Regions from separate parts of the Mus musculus genome. Here region 2 is linked to region 1. Evidence: chromatin loops called from intact Hi-C (ENCODE). Cell type or tissue: left cerebral cortex. All regions are shown on one strand. Links, peaks and the distances in the headings refer to the core of each region. The heading gives the core; the rest is flanking DNA. Region 1 has its middle 29 kb from the start of Lsm8. Region 2 overlaps Cttnbp2 (cortactin binding protein 2).

The links. A loop is a pair of places that touch in the nucleus more often than their neighbours do. Peaks named below come from ENCODE experiments on the same cell type or tissue, not always from the same donor. Only the 100,000 strongest peaks of a DNase experiment are listed, where the experiment ranks them.
Region 2: it touches region 1 in a loop (4-fold over the local background); 25 of 42 quality-filtered maps call a loop at or near these places.

The regions. Positions count from the first base shown.
Region 1 is chr6:18,818,032-18,820,953 of GRCm38, reverse strand. No RefSeq gene overlaps it. Among named protein-coding and RNA genes, the nearest start is that of Lsm8, 29 kb to the left of the region's middle. In left cerebral cortex, for the core only: a CTCF peak has its summit at 1,389 (motif pointing right); a DNase peak (open chromatin) is centred at 1,397.
Region 2 is chr6:18,396,417-18,399,338 of GRCm38, reverse strand. Cttnbp2 (cortactin binding protein 2) reads left to right here. Exons shown (of 23, transcript NM_080285.2): 13 at 1,735-1,821; 14 at 1,907-2,006. Among named protein-coding and RNA genes, the nearest start is that of Gm40356, 38 kb to the left of the region's middle. In left cerebral cortex, for the core only: no CTCF peak of the experiment used is centred there; no DNase peak of the experiment used is centred there.

The DNA of each region.
Region 1 (2,922 bases), core at 145-2,644:
AATGCATGGATTCAAAGTGACTTGGTGAAGTTGGAACTCCTAATGCTTACGGAAGTGTCCAGGGACATAAAGCACCATGAGCTTGGCTCTCACATCTCTTGTGCTTGGGTGGTATATGCACTCTCAGGTGTGAAGCTACAGAGCAGCCTCAAGGCTGATCCTCTGAGAGTTACTCTTTCAGCAGATGTGAGTTCTGGAACCATCTATAACCACTAGTTTCATTTATCTTGGATTTTTTTGCCAAGTTTTTCCAAAATCTCAATTTCTGCATGTATGTAAGTAGGACCTGATTTAAATAATCTCTTTTGCTTTCTTCAGATGTCTTAAATAGCAGAGAGGAAAAGAAAAATGGGGTCATTCCTGTCATCAGGAAAGTGTGAAGTATCAGAAACAAGTAAGCCTCTTTCACATAACCGATGCATCCAGAGCTAATATTAGGAAGATCGATGTGTGAGTTCATACATCTGTTATATTTGGCATCAAAGTATATTAATACCCTCCAAAAACCACAGACAAGTGACAGAACAATGCACCATGTTTTAGAGACACTTGGTTATGCCTTCCTGCTAAGGCAAAATACATTTTGTAACTCATAAATATGGATTAGTAACAGATTTATGATGTATCAAATCCTAACTCCTGAAGTTAAAATTAAAATGTACTCTTACTTCTCAGCTCCCTGTCATTCATTTCCCCTATCCTGCGCGTGATAGTCACTGCATTATTATTAATTTTTATATTAGTATTTTAGCATTGTAAGTAATAAATGAGTCACTTGAGCATATATAATTCCAAGTGATGAAAACATTGAGTTTTCGTTACTGAGTTTCATTTAATCAACAATGAAAGTGAAAGTGCTTCCTCACAGCTTATATTTTTGTTATTACAGCATTTCTATTAACCTACTTAGTTGAACTGATGGATTAATTCAGTCATTGCTACAAGCACACTAATCGATCAAAACTGATAATTTCACTCCAAACAGTCAATCAACTTTGGTCCAGTCAATTTTTTATGCTACATGAACAATGTATCTTCCTATTTCACAGAGTTCTATATCTTGGAAGGACTTTATTGAAGATGAGGGAAAAGCAACAATGCTTGATCTTAATGAGCAAAGACACTGCTTGGAATAAAGATGCATATGTCACATACTGAGAACACATTGGAATGACGAACGTCTTATCTATAGGCATTCATTTCAATCAGCTTAGCGAAACATTAAAAGTTTGAACATTCTCATTGTTGTAAAATGTTTTCTATGTATGGCTTAGAATCTCCTTACCTAATGAAGCTGAATATACTTTTACACTTCAGTTCTTTGATAAACAAGTCAGTATTCGCACCTTTCATCCGAGGTATTGTAGTTAAATCTGGGTAATTGGCCACTAGGTGGCAGGGCTGTGATGTGAATAGAGGCCACAGTTAAAAGCCAATTTCAGAAATTCCTCCAGGAAGAGTTTTAAAGCCACACACTGAGCACGTAGTATGTATTTTTTCCCACATGCTGAAGTTCCAAAGAGGACTATTTCATGGTCTCTGTCACCAATGATAAGACACTGTAATAGAATGTAATAGCCACCACAGGTCACTTCTTCATTTTAAAGCATACTGACAGAGTTTTGATTATCTGAAACTATGCTGGTGATGCTAAGAGGCTCTCAGAAGAGTTTGTCCTTTTCCTTAAACATATTATAAAACAGAGGCTATAATCCCGCGGTAGAGCCTGTTAGAATGTGTGGGACCTTAAGTTCAATCTTTTGCACCCACAAGCAGCAGAATTTTAGTATTACAGATGAAGTGAGAATCTGAAATGTAAAGCATTAAAATACAACTAACACAAAGTCTTGTCTAATGTTATTCCCAATCTATAGTTTCTCAAATATGAACAACTTTACCTCCAAAAGTACACTTGGCAAGTACATTTATCTTTATCAGAGCTGGATGAAAAGTGCTATTAGAGTCTGTAGGTAGAAGTCTGAAATGCTGCAAAATAGCCTAGAATACATGGGCTGGAGAATATTACTAAAAGGTCAGCATTTGGAACAAGTTAGGACTGGACTGTGATAGATAAAGCTTCTATCTCAAGATTTCAAGGTAAGACCTGTTGTTTGAAAGGAGACAGACAGAAAAGATGCTTTGGATGAAGGTTTGGGGCAAGCTTACACAACACTTGAATATATGTGACAGTTGGGATGAGAACGAGAAAAACTTGATTTAGCCTTAACAAAGGCAAGAAAGCTGGGCATGGTAGTAAACACCTGTAATCACAGCAGTTGAAAGCTTGATGCAGGAGGATTGAGAGTTTGGAGCAGCCTAGATCACATAAAGAACCCTCTACCACCCAAGACACACACACAGAGAGAGAGAGAGAGAGAGAGAGAGAGAGAGAGAGAGAGAGAGAGAGAGAGAGAGGGAGGGAGAGAGAGAGAGAGAGAGAGAGAGAGAGAGAGAGAGAGAGAGAGAGAGAGAGAGAGAAGTGGAGGTTGCAATAAGTAGGGCACCATTGTATAGCACACAGAGATGAGGTTGGGTTCATCTTTCACATTTATTGGGCTTGCAATTTGGTTTACCTTCTATTTTCATTCCTTTAAAGTGGGGAAACAGAGCTGGAGAGGCAGTTCAGCAGGTTAAGAGCACAGGCTGCTCTTCTGGGTGTCCTAACTACTTCTCTGTTGCTGTGAAGAGACACCAAGGCCAAGGCAGCTTATAAAAGAAAATGTTTGCTGGAGCTCATGATTCCAGCAGGCTCCAGTTTATGCCCACCATGGTGTGGAGCATGGCAGCAGGCAGGCAGGTAGGTATGGCACTGGCACATTAGCTGAGAGCTTACCTCCTAATCCACAAGCATCAGATGGACAGACAGACAGAGCACTACCTGAGAATGCCCACCACCAGCACCACTCCTCCAATTCTTCCCAA
Region 2 (2,922 bases), core at 285-2,784, 420 kb after region 1:
AATAAGTTCAGGGAGAAGGGGTTTATTTTGCTTATACTTTCATGGAACTATCTATCATAGAAGGAATTCAGGGCAAGAACTCAAACAGGGCAGGAACCTGGTACCAGGAGCTGATTACGAGGCTGTGGGGAAAATGATGCTTGCTAGCTTCCTCTAGATGGTTTGCTCAGTCTGCTTTCTTATAGAATCCAAGACCATCAGCCCAGTGACAGCACCACCCACAATGGGCTGGCCATCTGATATACATCACTAAATAAGAAATTGCCTACAGCTTTGCTTACAGCCTGACCCTATGGAGGCATTTTGTCCATTGCTGCTCCCTTCCCTCAGATGACTCTGCTTCTATCAAATTGACATAAAACCAGCTGGCTCAACTCTTAGGGAAACCATCCCTAATTTACCACCTTAGATCCAGTTATAATTTCTACTTATGCATGGGAGGGGACCAGTACAGATCCTAGCCATTGAAAAACCAGACCAATAAAATATGGGCAATTCTCTAGGCTGCAAAGAAATAAAACTGTGAAATCAATGTGAGCAATTTGTAGGAAAATGTGGACTAGGATGGAAAAGAACAATGTTGGGAAGCAGTTGGGTGAAGTAAGGAACTAGATGAGAAACTGAAGATGCTCTGAGGCTTTACTCAAGCCAGTGGAGAATAACACTGAGATGATGAACAGTAGGATGAACTTACTGATGCCTGCATGAGGCACAAGGCACAAAGCTGTCTGAAGGAGCTCTCTCAACATGCCAACCAGAAGGTCAGAGCTACAATCATGTCATAAGATGGCAGATGCATTCACAAGGAACAAAGAGTAGTATTGTAGTTGTTCCTTAGAAATATAGGAAAGCAGTAGATGGTACCCAAAACATAGTAAAATTTCCTAAGCTAACCAAAAGAATAAAAAAGTCCACCTCTGTAGATTCTATTTAAGATTGAGAAGAAGTGGCCAGAACTAGACAAATCTCGTCATCATTTTTAATGACAGGTATAATCCCACACATTCTCTGTATTCCCACTCATACGTACAAAGGAGAACAATTACTGCTCAGAAATATTCTTCAATTATATTTTTCTCTGATGATTTTTATGGTGCAGCAACTCCTCAGCCTAGAAACTGCACCTCAGCTGTACTTTCCAGAATATCCTCACATTTCTGAAAAACACCTTGCTTCAGTCTCGGTCCTTGCCTGCACAACTGCCATTGCCTTGCTAGGCCACCAATAGCACAGAAAAGAGCTGTGCCAGTACTGTGTCCAGTCTACGGTGTTTGGGATGTGACATTCGCTGGGTAGCTATAGCCACCAGTGTGTACTGAAGGCATACCAACAGCAGAACAGTATTTAACTTCAGAGAAAAGTCACTCATGGCTATCAGAAACCTGGTCTTACATACCCTGACTGCCAGTCCTAAGCTCACCATCACGGGGCCCCTGAAGAATGATTCTTTTTAGCTTCTCTCTCTAGCTTACAAAATAATAACCGGCAGGTGGTCTTTGTGTGCTCCTGTATCCTGAATACATTCCCATAACTTCTGTAAACATATCTGTTTCCAGGGGAGAGGAGGCACAGGTCAAGTTTTAAAGGACTTGACAAGTCTAGGAAATACTCCTATTCTCAAATAGCTTCATTCTTTTGGATACCTGGGGATAATTGGGACCTCTGTCCTTGTGCACTGCCCATTTCCTTGTCAAGCTAGCATCTTCACCCAGGGTTCTTCTTGCTTTTGAACAGGTTGAGCAATATCATAATGTCATTTTCCATGGACCAGAAGGAAGCTTGCAAGACTACATAGCAAATCAGCTTGCCCTCTGCATGAAGGTATTACATATTTCCATACTACTACTTTGTTTTCTGGAAAACTGGGAAGACTATTAGAACTAATATCCCTGTTTTGTTATCACAGTACAGACAGATGGCTGCAGGATTCCCCTGTGAAATAGTGAGAGCCGAGGTGGATTCGGGTTTCTCCAAAGAGCAGCTAGTAGACGTGTTCATCAGGAATGGTAAGACCCTTTCAAGGAGCTGGCTTGTGATAACTCACAGACATGTTCTTCACTGAAGCCATTCCAAGGAAATAACCTTCATAATTATTCTACTTTTTAGTTGTTCAATGGCCATGGAGTAAAAATTGGGAGTCCAAGTGAACACTTGCAAAAAAGACTTCTGTCTGAGCTATACTGTATTAGTTGGTCATCCTGAATTTTCTTCTTTATTTTTATAAACCACTCATTGTTTTGAGCACACTATGTAACTGTCAGCAGCAATAGAGCAAGAGAAGAGGTAATGCAAGCAGCTCCCTTTAGCAGGACTGCATAACACATTTTGGCATTGCCTAGAATTGGTGCCGCATGTTGATAAAAATGAAACAAACCAAGACTGAGTAGATTTTCTCATTCACACACTTCCTGTAAAGATGTACTACCTGGAGTAAACTTTTGTCTCCAGCTGGCCATTAGCGTGCCATTGATTAGCATTTTGGTCAATACATTGCATGTACCAGTTAACTCACTGGGTCTATAGCAGTCTTCTACAAATAGCTGATGTTGTATCTATTCCCACTAATAGGGTAGCAGAACCACATGTAAACATTTCTTGAGATAAATTATTCATGAGGTCTTTCATAGCTTGACAACCCATGTTTTGCTACAGATGAGGCTGGCATAACCCAGAATAGCAGAGCTGTGACACGAAGCTGAAACCATTCAACTTTAGTTCCAAAAGGTCTAGCCACAGACCCGTCTGGGAGAGAAGTTGTAAGATTCAAAGAGCATGAGTTTAGACCTTCTAAATTTTAACAGAGAGGGCTATGCCTTGTCTTTGAACTTGGAGGAATAGGGAATCTCTTAGAATCTTAATGTCTTCCTGACACACAGGCTCGTCTTTGACCAGAAACCAGGAAATAGATACAGAACACTATTT